Regions from separate parts of the Mus musculus genome. Here region 2 is linked to region 1. A link is a loop called in an ENCODE intact Hi-C map of the cell type or tissue named here. Cell type or tissue: heart. All regions are shown on one strand. Links, peaks and the distances in the headings refer to the core of each region. The heading gives the core; the rest is flanking DNA. Region 1 overlaps Ankrd66 (ankyrin repeat domain 66). Region 2 overlaps Pla2g7 (phospholipase A2, group VII (platelet-activating factor acetylhydrolase, plasma)).

Region 1 (8,335 bases), core at 32-8,031:
CCCTATGAGTCTAAGAGAGCCATTTTCATTCAAAGCACCACAACTATCTTGAGACCTTTGCCTCAGTGAATAACATAGAAACGCGATGGGAGATGATGTGATGATGTCTGAAATCAACCTTGGTCCTACACAGGCACATGCACCCAGATATCGGTGTGTCCACCCACATGCACATATGCACCAAAGCACACATGCCCACCATATACACAGGTGTGAAAATGGAAAAGGGGAAAAATAGAAAAACCATGCATGATCAAAGGAAGATTTGCATATAATTGGGTTGTTGACCCAAATGGGCCATAACAACTATGCCTTGGGAGATGGACGTACACAAAGTACTCTGTCCTCTTGGTGACTTGAAAGTTGATCTGAATCAGGAACCAACAGGTTTGTGTTACAGTGGTCATTCTTCACCCCAAGAATCATAGGGATCAAAGGGTATCATTGAAGAAGTATTGTTAAGTCTTTCTAATACACTCTATAACATGACAATGAATACCTAGAGAATGCCACATTCTGGGATCAGTGCTTTTATCAAAAAGGCCTCTCAATTAGTTTTCTATAGTTGAAATAACAAAACACTACCTACAAGACACTTGTGTTAGTTATGTTTCTATTTCTGTGACAATACACCCTGGCCAAGGCAACTTACAGAAGGGAAAGGTCTTAGGCTTAGGCTCATGGTACCAAGTAGAGTCAATGATGGTAGAATGAAAGCATGGCTGTCGAAGCAGGAAGCTGAGACTTCACATCTTGAACCACAAGTAGGAAACAGAGAGAGTGCACTGGGGATAGTGCAAGCTTTTTAACTCTCAAAGCCCGCTCTCAGTGATGTACTTCCTCTAGCAAGGCCACACCTCCCATGCCTTGCCAAACAGGGCCACTAAATGAAGACCATGTATCCACATGCCTGAGGGTGTGATGGAAATTCATACTCAAACTACCACAGCACAGCATAGTTCATAGGTCCAAATTCATGGTATTACCAACACTTTTGAGGGTTACTTGATGGTTAACCTTCATTGTCAACTTGATGGGATTTAGAATCATCAAGGAGATGCACCTTTATGTGCGCCTGTGAGGGTGTCTCCAGAGATGTTTAATTTATGGAGTCTCACTCTGAATGTGTGTGGGAAAACTCCATAGACTGTAGTTCTATATCAAACAAAAAGGAGAAAACGTGGAGTAGAGGTTCTCTGAATGCCTCCCCCAGAAGATAGGGGTTATTAACAGAAAGATTCATTGTCAGACATAGACTAGTTCCCTTTGAGTTTTTGGTCAGTAAGCCCCACAGGTTCCTGGCGTAACACAGGCTATTAATAGACTTTGCTCTTGGTTGTCCATCATAGCTAGATGGTAAGACCCTATTGCTGAGTACATAAGATGTACAGAAATCAGGCTGGAACTAACTTGGAGTTTTCTCCCTATTGGCTACCTTTAACAGAGCCGGCAGGAGCTATAGTAGCTGCGGAGGGGGAAAAAAGTCATCAACGGACTTACCCAGCGGTAGACCCTGCATGCTAACATACTGACCTGCCAGGGGCTGGTGCCATAGTGATGTGATTATTATAGGAAGAACCAATTGCTTTCTGATTTGATTTGAGGCTTGCTCCAAAGGAAGGAATTCTTGCCTGGCACTACAAACCTGGTCGAAAGCCCACAGCTAAGCAGGTCATAGGCCTTAGTGGGTGACCTGCTACTGTTGTTTTGCTAAATGGACATGTTGCTCTCAACTTTGATTAGAGAAGCACACAATGGACAGACATCAATGTAGAGACTCACAATGGGCCAAAGTGGTGAAAAGAAATGACTGTTAAGTGCTTAGCCCTGAAAGAGAAGTTTATATCAAAGTACACACACACACACACACACACACACCACTCAGGGAATATCATAGAAGAGGAAGCAGAAAATATGTAAGAACAAAGCATCGGAAGAAATGCCACTAAAGTTCTGTCTGCAAGATACTCTGGCCATTAAACCATGAATCCATAGCAACTATGATTATCTGTACAAGACTGGTCCATGATCAAGCCAGCCAGTGTTCCATCACAAATGGGAGAGGGGCCCATGAGGCTCCCCCTCCTAGCTGTGGAGTCATTACCTGGGCTGCTGGGATTGGGAGGGGATGTTTTTCTTCAGAGATGGAAACACTAGGAAAGTTTTCTATAGCTATACCACTTTCCTGTAAAGGATTGAAGATTTTTTTGTCTTAAGTTTGAAAATTTCAAAACACACATGGTCCAAATCAACAGATAATTAATTATTAGTATGCAATAAAGATAGCAGTATCTAAGGCTATTGATTCAAGCAGAGAAACTAATTGATCAAAAAGACAGTAGAGCAGGCCATTAATCATCTACTGGAGGCTTCAAATGTCAGAATTGTATAGCAGAGTCAACAGCAATTAGATGTAAGCCGCATAGGGACATTCTAGCAGGCATAAGCTTTTAAAAGTAGAGTCAGTGAGACGACTCAGTGGGTGAGGGCCTTCACCACCAAGCCTGACCAATGAGTTTGATTCCCAGGACCCAGATGGTGGAAAAAGAACTGACTCTCACAAGTTGTTCTCTGACGCACACACAAGCACACACACACACACACACACACACACACACACAAAATGTGGCATGTTCATATGCCTCCCCCAGTTATTCAGTGTGATATATGTAAATATAACACCCTACAAGATCTTCTCATACTTAAAAGGAAATAAAAATAAAAAGTAGAAAGTACTAAAATTGGTTTTAATAGTATATTATACTGAGCTCTAAAACATCTGTCATATTTCAGCAAATCAATATTAAAAGTAGTGAGTAAGACATTTAACATATACCCGTGGAGTCTTCAAAGCTTCAATATATATTTTTAATGTCTCAATTTAGGTGCTATATTTTTCTTGTAACATCTCATCCAACTTTCGTAAAATCTATCATTGAAAAACTTGAGCACCAAGCCCACACACACTTCACCATTTTCTGCCGATGCTCGTTGATGCGTGGAGCAGATTTCCTTCCAGCCAGGCCTTTCTTTTTGTTGCCTCTCATTGAGTGGCAGCATTGTCCAGGCCATTGCTCCTCGCTGGATGTGATCATGGGTAAAGTCCTCAGGGCTGGGACTGTGGGCTCTCAAAAATCAACTTAATCAGGAGAGCTCTTACTTTGATCTTGATCAGCTGTGCCAGTGTGTGTTGGTGGGCTGACAGGCAGGGCATGTTAACACTGCAAACCACAAAAGCAAAATGCAAGCAGTTGTCTGTCCCCTAAGTGTCCCCTCCGGGTCACTCCTCTGGGCATCTGATTTTATCAAGGCGACAGCGGCTCCTATAGAGAACACTCTGGCAAGACTTTCAGACTAAAGGACTGGCTGGGGCTTTCTGTAAAACCTTGAGGAAGAGTGGTTGAGTCAACTCCTGTGAAGACAGCTGAGTATTCCAGCTGGCTCCAGTCTGAGCCCTGGGGCTACGCCTTCTCATACTCTCCAGGGGTGGGCATGGTTAAACCGGGTGGAACCTCGGATTCTCTTCTTCTTTTTGTTGCTGTTTTGATCCGGAGCTGGAAGCGACAGTTCTAGTTCCCTTCTCTTGAGGTCCCAATCTGGATCCCGCTCGTCAAGCAACAGCCCTCTCTGGCGGTGGTCCCTGCATTCCGGTTCTGCTCTGCAAAGAAAGCGCAGCAGGCGAGGGCGGGAGGAGGAGCCTGGCCAGGATTGGCCGGGACCTCTCTTCCCGAGGGCCACACACAGCGCAGGCTGTTCACAGTTTAATTGAGAAGGAAGGAGTTCACACAGGTCCAAGAGCACACTTTAGATTCTAAAGATTAGAAGTTCTCTGATATCAGAGAAACTACCTGAAGACAGGAAAAGCTAGCATGTGGCCATGGGGCACCTGGGTGTGATGAATCTCAGACTCAAAGACAACTGGAAGGAGGGGTTGTTCATTCTTAAAATGCTCAAATTTCCAGAACAATCTTCATGTTATAAGGAAGAAATGATGTTGCATTTTTTTATTCTCCTGATTATAAAAGGAACACATGTACATTCTTAAACATTTTAAAGTATAGCCAGGTAAGTGTGCAAATCCAGGACCTAGGAGAGTTTGCTGCAGGTTCAAGGCCCGCCTCTGATATATAGTGAGCTCCGGCTAGCCTGGGCTACAGAGAGGAAACCTTGTCTCAATCAATCAATGAATCAAATAAATTTAAAGTGCCGAAGCATGAGGAAGACAATGCTAATTGAATGCATTGTATGTATAAGTAAATTAGTTAGGAATAGCCTAGGGGCTCACCTCCTCACAATGTAAACTGTGAAGATGGCCTCTGATCTCCTTGCCTAGAGTAGTTACAAAACCTCTAGCCCCACTACAGGACACCCACGGCCGCATCTTGTATCCTATGAGCAACTTTACTGGACTGCCTGTTTCAGCTCATCCATCCTATGATGAGTTCATTGTTGGCTTCTTCCCCCACTACGTTCCCCCACCTGACCGATTTAGGCTGTGATCACCTGATTGGCCAGGGCCTTCATGCTTGCACACTCCCTCCACGTCTTCTCTCGAACACCATACCTATGCACACTTTCAACGCGGTAGCTATACCCTCATCAATGGGTTTTCTCTCTCGTCCATCTGATGGCTCTTTGCACAACCACAATAATTACACCTTCATCCATAAATCATCCCTCTGAATTCTCTAATATCAGAAGGAAAAGAGTTCCTGGTGGGAGGTGGCAAGTAGATGTGAATTCACAGGGAATGCAGCTGACTAAAGTTTCCGTCTGCTTAGCATTGTCTGCCCACTTTCCCTGACAGTACCCACTCTGTTAGTTATGCTCAGGCCAAATGTCACGTGCCTCAATGAGGAAGGGTTAAGATTAATGGGTGTCATGGGCAGGGGTGGGTGCGGGGATGGGGTAGGGATCAATAGAAAGCCAAGGACAAGACTGGAATTTCAGCATTTGAAAGGCTCACAAGGATAAATACTGAGGAACTGGGCAAGGGGTACCTGCTTGTAATCCTAGCACTTGGGAGACTGAGGTAGAGGGATCATGAATTGAAGGCCAAGTTGGGTTATATAGTGAGACCCTTAGAGAGAGAAAGAGAGAGAGAGGAGAGAGAGAGAGAGAGAGAGAGAGAGAGAGAGAGAGAAGAAAGGAAGGAAAGAAGGAAGGGAGTGAGGGGGAAGGGAAAGAAGAGAAATACTTACAGATTAACTGGCCTTGCATTGAGAAGGGAGCATTGTGCTAGCAACAGGAAGTTTGATTATTCATATGAGAACTGAGTCAGTACAAAGATGGAGAAAAGTTAGCCAGAGATGAGGAAAGAGAAACAGTTCTGTAGATTATCTCCTGAGTAGCCTAGGGGAGAAGAGAAGTGTGCAAGCGTGTGTGTGTGTGTGTGTGTGTGTGTGTGTGTGTGTGTGTGTGGGCACGCATGCATTGTTTAGCTCTTTGTTTATTTCTTTAATAAGATCTATTTGAACATGTTCACAGGCCAATAAAAGGAGTGGGAAGAAGAGAACAGAAACAGTGAACAAGACAGTAGGAAGCGAGGACTAAGCAAGAGTGGGAAGAAGAGAACAGAAACAGTGAACAAGACAGTAGGAAGCGAGGACTAAGCAAGAGTGGGAAGAAGAGAACAGAAACAGTGAACAAGACAGTAGGAAGCGAGGACTAAGCAAGAACACAGGGGTGGCTTTCTTGCGGGAGACATGAAGGACCTACGTGGAGGAACACCATGACACAGATAGGAAGGGAAGGGGAGGGTGAACTTGTGTGGGGCTTGGTAGGATCTGGAAGTATGGGGGCTAAGAAGTGTGTCCATCCTTTCATGACTTCAGATAAGAAGGAAGATTTAATCCACTCTGGAGGCTTAGCTAGAAGTAGACATCCCTTGTTCCCAGACAACTCATCTGCTTACTTCTGAAGTTTTCTTTAGCCAGCCAAGCCCAGGAACAGAGAGTGTAGAAATGCCAGGTCCCAAAGAAACTCGGGACAGACGGCAGGCTGTGGTACCTATTCATATACCAAAGCACCAGCTGGCCCTAGGCTCTCTCAGCATTGCCAATGCCTGTTAAAGGATCCATGCTAGCATCCTGGCTAGTCTCACCTCTCCTCACCCTGCCCCATACTCTAACTTCTCCTGCTCATGGCCATCCAGTTTATTCCTATAAAACCCTGACATTTAGACCATGAGCTCTCTTGGCTCATACTTGGCTCTTAGTCCTCCTGGCCCTCTGTCTTCTTTGCTTTCTCTCTCTTCTCTTCCTCTCTTGCTCTCCTCTCATGGCCTAACCCATTATAACTGGTCATGTTTAATGTCCTCAGCCATACTTTGGAACAGTCATGATCCATTTCTAAAGCAGGGTCTCTTGAGTTACTTCTATGGCTAGCCAATCACATCCCAGGCAATGGTTTTACTAGTTTAACTTTTTGGGAGGATGGCAGCACCAAAGATTGAAGCCATGGCCTCACAGGGGCTAAGCATGTATTCTACCCTTCCACCACATTCTCCTGTATCTTGTTTGTTTGTTTGTTTGTTTGAGACAGGATTTCTCTGTGTATTACTGGCCATCCTGGAACTCACTCTGTAGACCAGGCTGAACCCAAACTCAGAGATCTGCTTGCCTCTGCCTCCTCAGTGCTGGGATTAAAGGCGTGCGCCACCACCGCCTGCCCAGTTTCATTTTAGTGTTTCTTTCAGTCTCACTAATTTGCCCAGGCTGTCCTCAAACTCACTCTGTATCCTAGAGAGTCCTGGCCTTGCATTTACAATCTATCTTGGTCGGCCTCTTAAGCAGCTGGTACTGTAGGCTTAAACCGCAATCCTGGGTGAGTTGAACATTCTGACAATAACTCTATTTTGAAGTTCATATAAGGCAGCCCACTGTCTCTGTCCTCCACCATAAGCTGGAATTGCTTCCAGGTTTTCTGTCTCTCTCATCTTCCTTTCCAAACAACAAAATTCAGACCAGGCTGTTCATCTTTTTCTTGTATGAACCACTTCTTAACCCAACTAAATTATGAATTCATAAATTTTATTTCTATTCTTCCCAAGGCTATAACTGCAGAGAGCAGACTTTGTACTTAATTATAATCAACTGCCAGTCTGAGCTATATGTTGGGTTGGAGAGATGGCTCAGTGGTTAAGAGCACTGACTGCTCATCCAGAGGTCTGGAGTTCAATTCCCAGTGACCACATGGTGGCTCACAACCATCTGTAATGGGATCTGATGTTTCCAAAGACAGTGACAGTGTACTCACATACATAAAATAAATAAATCTTTAAAAAGAGACCATAGGGTCACAGCATTAGGAAGGTTGGAAACCACTGGGTTAGGGTTGTTTGTTTGTTTCGCTTTCATTTACCTGGGATTGGTCAATTGACAAAACCCCTGATTACAGGCTCCTTCCTTTAGCTGGGACTACACAGTACTTACATCTCCAGGAAGTCCACACAGTCTTTCTGACCATAGATCTGTGCAATCCTCTTGGGTGTGTCTCCAAAGAAGTCAGCAGCATCAATGGCAGAGGGAAGTGCATGCAGAGCTTTGAGTACATTCAGATGGCCTGACTCAGCTGCAAAATGAGCTGCCGTCCAGCCCACATCCGTTACCAAGCAGGGTCTGGCTCCATATTGTATCAGGAGATGGATCACCTCCATTTGTCCTTAGATATACCATGGAGAAAGAAGGCAAAGTTAAGTTTAAAATGTCCTCAGTGGCCTGAGACCAGAAGCAGCCTAAGGAGCGTGGAAGCAGGAGGAAACTAGCTTTTGCAACACCACTGCCTCGTTCTCATCATCCCTCTCCCTTCTCACTCTTCTTCCTGGGAGGCAGCACCCCATCCTTATTCCAAGGAGACCCCAAGCTCTGTATGAACTCCCTGTATTCTTTCTAGAACAGCCTCCTTTCTGTCCACCATCCCAGCTCTTGCTCAAGTTCCTCCCACCTACACGAGCAATCCTTGCAGATTTTGCAATGGCCATAGATTCTTTGTTTGCTTGTTTGTTTGTTTGTTTTAGTTATTTATTTTGTAGAATTTGGGATTAAAGCTAGGGGCCTACATGCCCTATGCATAGTTTCTAATACTGAGTTATATTCCTTAATCACATTACTTTTTTTGTGAGAGAGGATCCAGTTTGAGTTTTGAAGATTGGCTTTAAACTTATTCTGTACCCTAAACAGTTCTTGACCTTTCTGCCCCATTCATAATAGCCAAAAGTTGGAAACAACCTAGATGTCTCTCTAAAGAAAAATGGATGAAGATTACAAAGTGGAATATTACTCAGCTGCTAAAAAGTTGACGTCATGAAATCTGCAATCAAATGGATGGAACTAGA
Region 2 (8,335 bases), core at 89-8,088, 45 kb after region 1:
AACAATGCTTAGTTTTGATAACAGCAAATGTTGAGTAGGAATTGTTTGATCGAAAAAAAAAAAAAAGGCCCACAAAGTGTTTGATAAAGGTGGGACAAGAAAGTCCAATCCCAGCCTCAATCTATCCTTGTTTTAGGATTACTAGAAGGAGACCACTTAGCAGTATACAACTCCAAGCCATTATAAAAGAACCAAACACAGGTTTTCCTTTTTCTTTGTCCATGTATCTGGACAATAGGGAGTGTCTCACTTCTTCCTGTTGTGTGTATGTGTACATAATGTGTGTGTGCAGGTGTGAGGTGTTGTGTTTTATAAAAAGAGAAGAGAAGAGCCAGGGATATGTTTGGTGGAAGTGCAGTATGGTGTGGGAGAAGAGGGTGCCTTTGTGGGTCCATGCTGAAGCATCCCTTCCCCCTGAGGTACTAGTCACAGTATAGTGTAGAGTAGAGTTTATTTAGGGCATGAGGAAGGGAGTTGAAGGAGTAGAGACAGAGGAAGACAGACAGATAGACACAGAAAGAGACAGAGACACGGAGACAGAGATACAGAGACAGAGAGAAAAAGAGAAGAGGAGAGTAGAACCCAGCCATGACCATGTGGAGAGAGGGGATGATGGTGAAAGAGGGGGAAGAGGGTAAGGGAGCAAGAACAAGAGGAGAAGAGAAGAGAGCAAGAGAGCAAGAGGAGAAGGCAAGCAGCCCCTTTTATAGTGAGTCAGGCACACCTGGCTGTTGCCAGGTAACTGTGTGGCAGAGTCTAGACTAAATGCCAGCATTAGAGACACCAGCACATCGGCATATAAGCAAGTAGAGAGCAGAGGACAAGCTCAGGTGCCATTCTGTAGGAACCATACATCTTGTGTTTCGAGACAGGCCTCACGTTAGCTTAGCGCTCATTGAGGTAGGCTCAGCTGGGTGCTTGTGGGTCCCTGAGCGTCTTCTTGTCTCTTCCCTCTGTGGTTTGGGATTACAAATGTGTGCCAGGGCACCCCCCCCCACCCCTTTACATAATTCCCAGAGATCAAACTCCAGTCCTTGTGCTTGTAAGACAAGTACCCCACTGGTCGAGTGGCCTCTGCAGCACTAGTTTTTCCTCATTGAGCAAGCATGCAGTTGTTTTAGGTTTCCTAACCTCAGAACCACTAATGTTTTGGGGTATCACTATCTAGTGGGGGCCAGTCTGTGTATTGAAGATATTTAAGAGCATGCTGGGCCTCTGCCCATTTTATGTTGGCGGAAACCCCCTAACAGGATGACCAAAGGCATCTCTTGATACTTGCAAGTGTCTTTGGGGAAACACAGAATGAACCTGGTGATAGCTCCATGAGCTGTTTACGTCATCACATCCAAAGGAGAAGACTTTCACCTTCCTTGACTGGTCAGCCCAGTATTGGATCAATTTTTGAGATATTTAAAATCATCTTATTAGGCCAAACTAAGTCTGGCTATTACCTGTTCATACATCAAGTCCGGCAACATTACAAGCTCCATATTAGTTTTCTGTGGCTGCCATAGCATTTTGCCATTTAGTGGTTCATTTCACATTCCGGTTGGATGTGAAATGTCCTCCATCTTTTGAAGCTTCTTCCCCAGTCCATGTTGCTATTTTGGAAGGCCTTGGGGGCATTTGGGGGTACAGCCTAGGCCTTGGGGGCATTTGGGGGCACAGCCTAGGCCTTGGGGGCATTTGGGGGTACAGCCTAGGCCTTGGGGGCATTTGGGGGCATAGCCTAGGCCTTGGGGCATTTGGGGGCACAGCCTAGGCCTTGGGGCATTTGGGGGTACAGCCTAGGCCTTGGGGCATTTGGGGGCACAGCCTAGACCTTGGAGATTTGGGGGTACAACCTAGGCCTTGGGGCATTTGGGGGCACAGCCTAGGCCTTGGGGCATTTGGGGGCAGAACCTAGGCCTTGGGGCATTTAGGGACAGAGCCTAGGCCTTGGGGCATTTGGGGGCACAGCCTAGGCCTTGAGGTATTTGGGGGCACAGCCTAGGCCTTGGGGTATTTGGGGGCACAGCTAGCTGGAAGGATTGGATCACAAGGGGTGGGTTTTGAAGCTTCCACCTTTTTGTCTCACATCTGACTTCCTGGTTCACCATCATAGAAGCAGCCGCTTCTTCCTCTTCTTCTGCCTCTTTCTTCTCCTCCTCTTCTCCTTCCTCCTCTTCTATTACATACACTGTTTTGTCTGAAATCAGAGATTAATCTCTTAATTCTCTGCTGCTATAACTTTCACTTAAAGATAAACATTCGCTAGTCATAAATGTTCGAATCCTCTTAAAATTAATTCTTGTGATCAAAGCAACATATTTTATTATAAAAATCATCCATAACTGGAAAAACACAGATGAGTTCATTATCCTGCTTCAGTTTTTAAAACAAAGTTGGAGGTCATTAAGAAACAGATTTATGGACTTGATGAAAGTGAGGGAGAGGGCGAGGGAGATAGAGATAGAGGTGGTAGAGAAGTGTGTGTGTGTATGATCAGAATACATGGAATCAAATTCTTAAAGAATTGATAAAATCATTATTTATAAAGGAAATGGGTTTTTGCTTGTTTGTTTTTGTTTTTGCTTGTTTGTTTTTGTTTTTGCTTGTTTATTTTTGTTTTTGCTTGTTTGTTTTTATTCATTTCTTGTTTTGGTTTGTTTTGGTTTTCAAATCAAGACTCCTTTATGTAGCCCTGGCTATCCTATAACTTCCTCTGTAGACCAGGCTGGCCTCGAACTCACAGAGGGCTCTGCCTCCTGAGTGCTGGGACCTTCCCGCTATAAAGGAATTGCTTTAATAGAGATTTAAGTGTGGGCATTAAGAGAAAGGTAGAGGAAGTCAGGGGTGAAGCAGGAACTTTCAAGACAGAGTGTTGCCTTTTCAAGAGAGAGCCTGGCCTTGTACTGCTTTCTCAATATTAACTTTTACATGACAGTTTTATAGTTTTCGATTGAAACTGGCCTATGACATTAATGACAGTTTCTAAGAACTATCTTTAAAATGTGTTAAATAAAATCCTGTTCATAGTGCGTCCTGGTTGTGGGTGCACATATGTTCCCATGTGTGCTGGCTTTTGTAGGATTGAACATACGTCTTACTGTTCTGAGATTCTTGTTTATTTGATTGGTTGAACTTTTGTTGATGCTTTTTAGATCAGAATCTTCCTCTATACTGCAAGCAAACCTTGAACTAAAGTCCTTCCTCCCCCAGCCTCTCCAGTGCTGGGCTTGTGGAAGTCCCCACACTCAGCTGAAATTATAGATTCAAAGTTCCCCTCCCATCTTTGAGATGTTACACTAATCCTACAAATGTAATTAAAAGGTCAGTGGAAGAAAGGAACACCTTAAGGCTTGAAAATTGACATTTTTGTTAGTGGGAGAAGTGGGGGGAGAAGAAGAAAAGGAATGGAGAAGGAGGGAAGGCAAGAGAGAAAGATAGGGAAGGGTGTGTGTTTATGTGTGTGTGTGTGGTGTGTGTATGTGTTAATGTTTGTGTGTGTGTGTGTGTATGGATTTGTGTTCGGGTTTGTGTGTGTGTGTGTGTGTGTGTGTGTGTACTCTTATCGACTGTGTAATAACAACAGCCCCCCAAATTGCTTATTTTAAATGTACTACATAAGCTTACTAGCATGGCTGACTTTATTTTGCAAACTTTCCTGTTTCGAAGTCACAGGAGACGCTGTGCCTTGGCTTTGATTTACCAGTTGCTGCCATGTGCCTAGTTTCATCTTTCTCAGAGAACAGGTTGCAAAATGAAAACAGACCTTTTTGTAGTCTCTAGTTCTAAGACAATGTCTAAAGTGACCACCTGACTTAAGTTTCTACTTCTGAAGTGCAAACTTATTTTTAGCCAATTCTTATCGGCAGGCTGAGCTTGAAGAGACTTTGAACATTACAGTCTCCTAGGAAGGGTTCTACTGTGATCCCCTTTTTTAAAAAGCCTCGGGGGCTGTGGCTGTCTCCCACACAGTTTAGTGACCCTTAGAAGCAAGCAGCCTAGGGAAGTAAGGACATCTGGATGTTTGTATCAGTGCTTTGTTCAGAAAAGCAGGAAGTTCTGTTTCATCTGTGCAACCTGGAAAATTGGGGTCAAGCTTATTTAAAATGTGTAATCTTTTCAAAAGGATTGCGCAGCTCCTTAGGGTAAAGTCCCTTGAACAAGAAAACAGCTGTCAGACAAAACAAGACAGACAAATGAATCAGAAGCCAGAGGAATGTGTTGTCTCCCCAAGCCCCCAACTGCCCCCCTAGGTACATAGAATATCATGATATTTTAAAACATAAAGCTTACTAGCCTCGAGCAGGCGAGTAGACCAGAAAAGATGTCTTTATGATAGCGGAGCTGAAACCCAAAGCCGTGCAGATACACAGCCAAGTACCTTCCCACAGAGCTGTAGCCTCCGCTTGATTTAAGTGTGCTGAAGCAGCAGAAATCAATGCAAAGTAAAAGCACGGACTGAGACTAGCTTGGAAGGGCTGGAGAGGCCCTGGCGAAGCTGCAGTTAATGACAGACAGCTCAAGATCCCCGGACATCCGGCACAGGGCTGATGAGAGAGGAGTGATGATACAGGAAGTCTGCTACCGGAGAAGACTGGGAGGGAGGGTCACATGAGAACTATGGCTCTGATATCTCCTGTTCCTTAGAGGATAATGTTTTCATTTGCAAGGGATGGGGAGTCACGTGGAAAGAAGGGTGTGAGCATTGTTAGACAGGAAGAACTAAGCTAGTGAGTCTGGAAGGCTGCCTTGAGCTCCCTATGATATAGACTGAGTCTGGAGCAAGGTGTACCCAGAGGAGAGGCTGAGAAGGCTACCCCTCTTTCTATTCTCTATTCCGTATCCCCTAAGGCCCGTGCGTGTGCACATACTGATGGACTAAAGGCACGGACACGATTCTGCGGGGCAGAAGTCATTCCTGTGTTAGCTCAGCAGATACGTGTGCTACACCCGGTGGTTGAAAAGGCCTTGCTACCAAGTGCGCTCAAAACAAGTCCAACAGTTTCTTGCCGTTTTTTTGTTTCCTTCCATCGTGTTTAGCGTTCCTGTAGAAGCCAGCACTATAATTAGTACTCAGAGCATCACAGGTCGAGGGTGCTGAGTTCGTGAGATGGGTGATATGCACCATCTTGAAGAGACGCTCACACCACGCGAGAAGAATCGGTAGAGGACACGCTCCACTGTGCACTGTGGGCAGTAAGGCAGGGGCTCTGACTAGAGAAACTAGGAAAAGGATCTTGAAGGAAAAGCACCAACCTCACTGACTGGGAAGTATGTTGGAAGTAAATGTGAAATGCACATGTTACACGGTGGATGCTTCATTGATGAAGTCATACATCTTTGTGAACCTAAAACCCAAACCAAAACAGAGTCTTCCTCAGAACGTCAGCTAAAACCGTATTCGTGCTTAGCAAAAGGGCTTACGGTTTACCTTTCCTTCCCCTGCTCCGAGTTTGTAAAGGAGGGGGGTAGGAGGGGGAGGGGGAGGGGGAGAGGGATGTAGCACAGGCTGCTCGTGAGAACTTAACCTTGAACTTCCAATCTTCCTGAATTTACCTCCCAGATGTTGGAATGACAAGTATGTGCCGCTATGCCTGCATGTTATTGGTTGTCTTTGTCAGTTTATGTAAGATATCATTCTGTAGTGTAGGCTAGTTTGGAACTCACTAAATAGTCTTGAACTTGTTTTTTTTTTTTTTTTTTTTTTTTTTTTTGAGACAGGGTTTCTCTGTATAGCCCTGGCTGTCCTGGAACTCACTTTGTAGACCAGGCTGGCCTTGAACTCAGAAATCCACCTGCCTCTGCCTCCCGAGTGCTGGGATTAAAGGCGTGCGCCACCACGCCCGGCATAGTCTTGAACTTGTGGCAGGCTTCCTGCCTCAGCCTCCTGAGTGCTGGCCATGGTAAGCGTGTGTACAGCTTGTTATTTTCCTGATAGTTTTCAACCCTTTTCTTTTCCCACTGTGTATTTTCATCTCCTTTCCCATGACAGCTTGGTACCCTTGCCTATCTTGGTCTTGGTTTTGTTCCTGATATTGCCTGCTGTGTTTCAGATGGGGACAGTTTTACTTCCCAGGGACACTCTTCTTTGTTTGTTACCACTTGCCAACAGGCAGGGAATACAAAGTACAATTTAAAAGAAAAAGAAAGCCAGCCATTATCCTATCCCTTAAAGGAGATTGCTGAAGACAATCTGGGATTCTGTTTATGTGGCTTGTTTCCTCCTTATTTATGTAGAAACTATATATTTTAAGTAGAAACAAGATCGTGCCACATTAGTAGTATTTTTAACATTTGAACCAGAGTTGTAGGCTTATTTCTCTGGCTCTAAAGCCTGCCACTCATGTGACCCAGGCAGAAGGCATCAGTGCCTGTGACCTTGTGATGTAAGAAACAGAGACTACGTGACTTGTGAGGGCTGGCAGTGCTGTGCACAGTGGGTATTGAGTAGAGGAGAGTCATTTATATCTCATATTACATTTTTAAACTTTCATAACCACTCAAATTTGTGATTTCAGAAGTCTAAATGGAAGGCAAAATACTTCCTTGCAGGTGGAGCTCCGCTCTAATAGGAAAACATAACAAACAGGAACCAGCAGGTCGGGATACCAGAAAGCCGAGTGTGTCTCTACTCAGGACGCCTGTGCTGTGTTAACCAGAGCACTTGTTTACCTTTGCAGAAGCAGGTGACAGGCTTCATCAAGTCTCTTCCTGATCTGTAGGGCTCTTGTTGAAGTTTTGTATTGTTTTTAAATCGTGTGTGTGTGTGTGTGTGTGTGTGTGTGTGTGTGTGTGTGTGTGAGTTCATTTATAGGTGTGCTTATGTGGACATGGGTGTGTGGAGATCAGAGGGCAATCTTGGGTGTGGCTCCTCACCTTCCATTTGGGTTGAGAAGGGGCCTCTTGTTCACCTCTGCCTTTCTTTACTAGGCTGGCTGGCCTTTCAGGGACGTCCATGTCTGCCCCAATTAGGTTGTAAGAGGGCTGAGGTTACACTCACAGTATCAAGTCCAGCTTGTGGGGATTTGAACTCAGACCCCCACACTTGCACAGCAGGATTTTACCCACTGAGTCATCTTCTGAGGCCCTTCTTAGGGGTGTGTGTCTGTGACAACTGTAATCCTAGCACTCAGAAGGCAAAGTCAGGAGTCCAAGGTTATCTTTTGTCACACAGTAGACTTCCGCGCCAGCCTAGGCTACATGAGACTCTTTCTTATCCCCTCTTCACCCCCCGCCTTCAAAAGGGGCAAAAGTGGGCTGGTGAGATGGCTCAGTGGGTAAGAGCACCCGACTGCTCTTCCGAAGGTCCGGAGTTCAAATCCCAGCAACCATATGGTGGCTCACAACCATCTGTAACAAGATCTGACGCCCTTTTATGGAGTGTTTGAAGACAGCTACAGTGTACTTACATATAATAAATAAATAAATCTTTTAAAGAAAGGGGGGGCAAAAGTAAAAACTGTGTCAAGGCATTCTCATTTCTTTAGCCCTTTGACACAAGAGCACAGGCCAGTTTCAGAAAGAAGCTGAGGTTTAGCCCCAACAGGATTTCGGGGCTGCCTCACCATCACCTCTGTGTGTCCCCAACAGGGAATCTTGTGCTTTGTAACAGAACAGCTGTCCCTTGTTCCTTTCAACTGTAACAAGAGCAGCAGCATGCCAAGAACAGACCTGCCTGCTCTGCAGTCTTGTCCCTTCCTCCAGCGGCATGCTTTCCGAAGTGTACCTTCGCCACTCCCACACACGCACTAAAGCTGCAGCAGGGGTGTCAAGGGAGCGTCTGAGCCCCCCAAGAACAGTGTGGAGAGTAGACAGCTACCCCTTCACTCCTGTCTGAAGAGCGGCAGCCAGGGTCGCTGGGGCAGTCAGAGTGGATTACTGGGTAGGATCTGATTGATGGGACATTAAATTCCTCTTTGCCATTCACAACCCTGCAAACCTAGAACTCGGGAGACTAAGGAGCAATACAAGGCCAGTCACTGTGGCACAGTCTCAAAAAATATCTCTTAAATTTCTTTCCCCACTGGCAGGAGATTCTTTCCTTTGGAGAAAATTTCTGGTGGCTTTAGTGTAATAACTTCAAGTGTCTAGGCTAAGATTAGTGTGTGTGTGTGTGTGTGTGTGTGTGTGTGTGTGTGTACATGCTTGTAGGTGTTTGTACACATGTATGTGGAAGTCAGAAGTAGACCTTAGGTGTTTACTACTACCGTTGCCAACATTTTCCCCCTTGAGACAGCTTTCCACAAGCCCAGCATTCACTGTTCGGCTAGGCTGACTGGTCAGCCAGCGCTAGGAATCCACTTCCTGTCTTGGCTCCATCTCTCCAGTGCGACAGTTACAGGGTCCG

What was found. Hi-C counts contacts between places; a loop is a spot of excess contacts. Peaks named below come from ENCODE experiments on the same cell type or tissue, not always from the same donor. Only the 100,000 strongest peaks of a DNase experiment are listed, where the experiment ranks them.
Region 2: it touches region 1 in a loop (1.8-fold over the local background); 4 of 42 quality-filtered maps call a loop at or near these places.

What each region holds. Positions count from the first base shown.
Region 1 is chr17:43,531,445-43,539,779 of GRCm38, forward strand. Ankrd66 (ankyrin repeat domain 66) reads right to left here. Exons shown (of 3, transcript NM_001254953.1): 2 at 7,434-7,662; 3 at 2,730-3,658. The coding sequence ends at 3,472. Among named protein-coding and RNA genes, the nearest start is that of Ankrd66, 8.0 kb to the right of the region's middle. In heart, for the core only: no CTCF peak of the experiment used is centred there; a DNase peak (open chromatin) is centred at 3,587; H3K4me3 peaks cover 908 bases; H3K27ac peaks cover 431 bases; H3K27me3 peaks cover 539 bases.
Region 2 is chr17:43,576,678-43,585,012 of GRCm38, forward strand. All of the region lies in intron 1 of Pla2g7 (phospholipase A2, group VII (platelet-activating factor acetylhydrolase, plasma)), which reads left to right. Among named protein-coding and RNA genes, the nearest start is that of 1700071M16Rik, 11 kb to the right of the region's middle. In heart, for the core only: no CTCF peak of the experiment used is centred there; a DNase peak (open chromatin) is centred at 4,584; H3K4me3 peaks cover 431 bases; H3K27ac peaks cover 2,318 bases.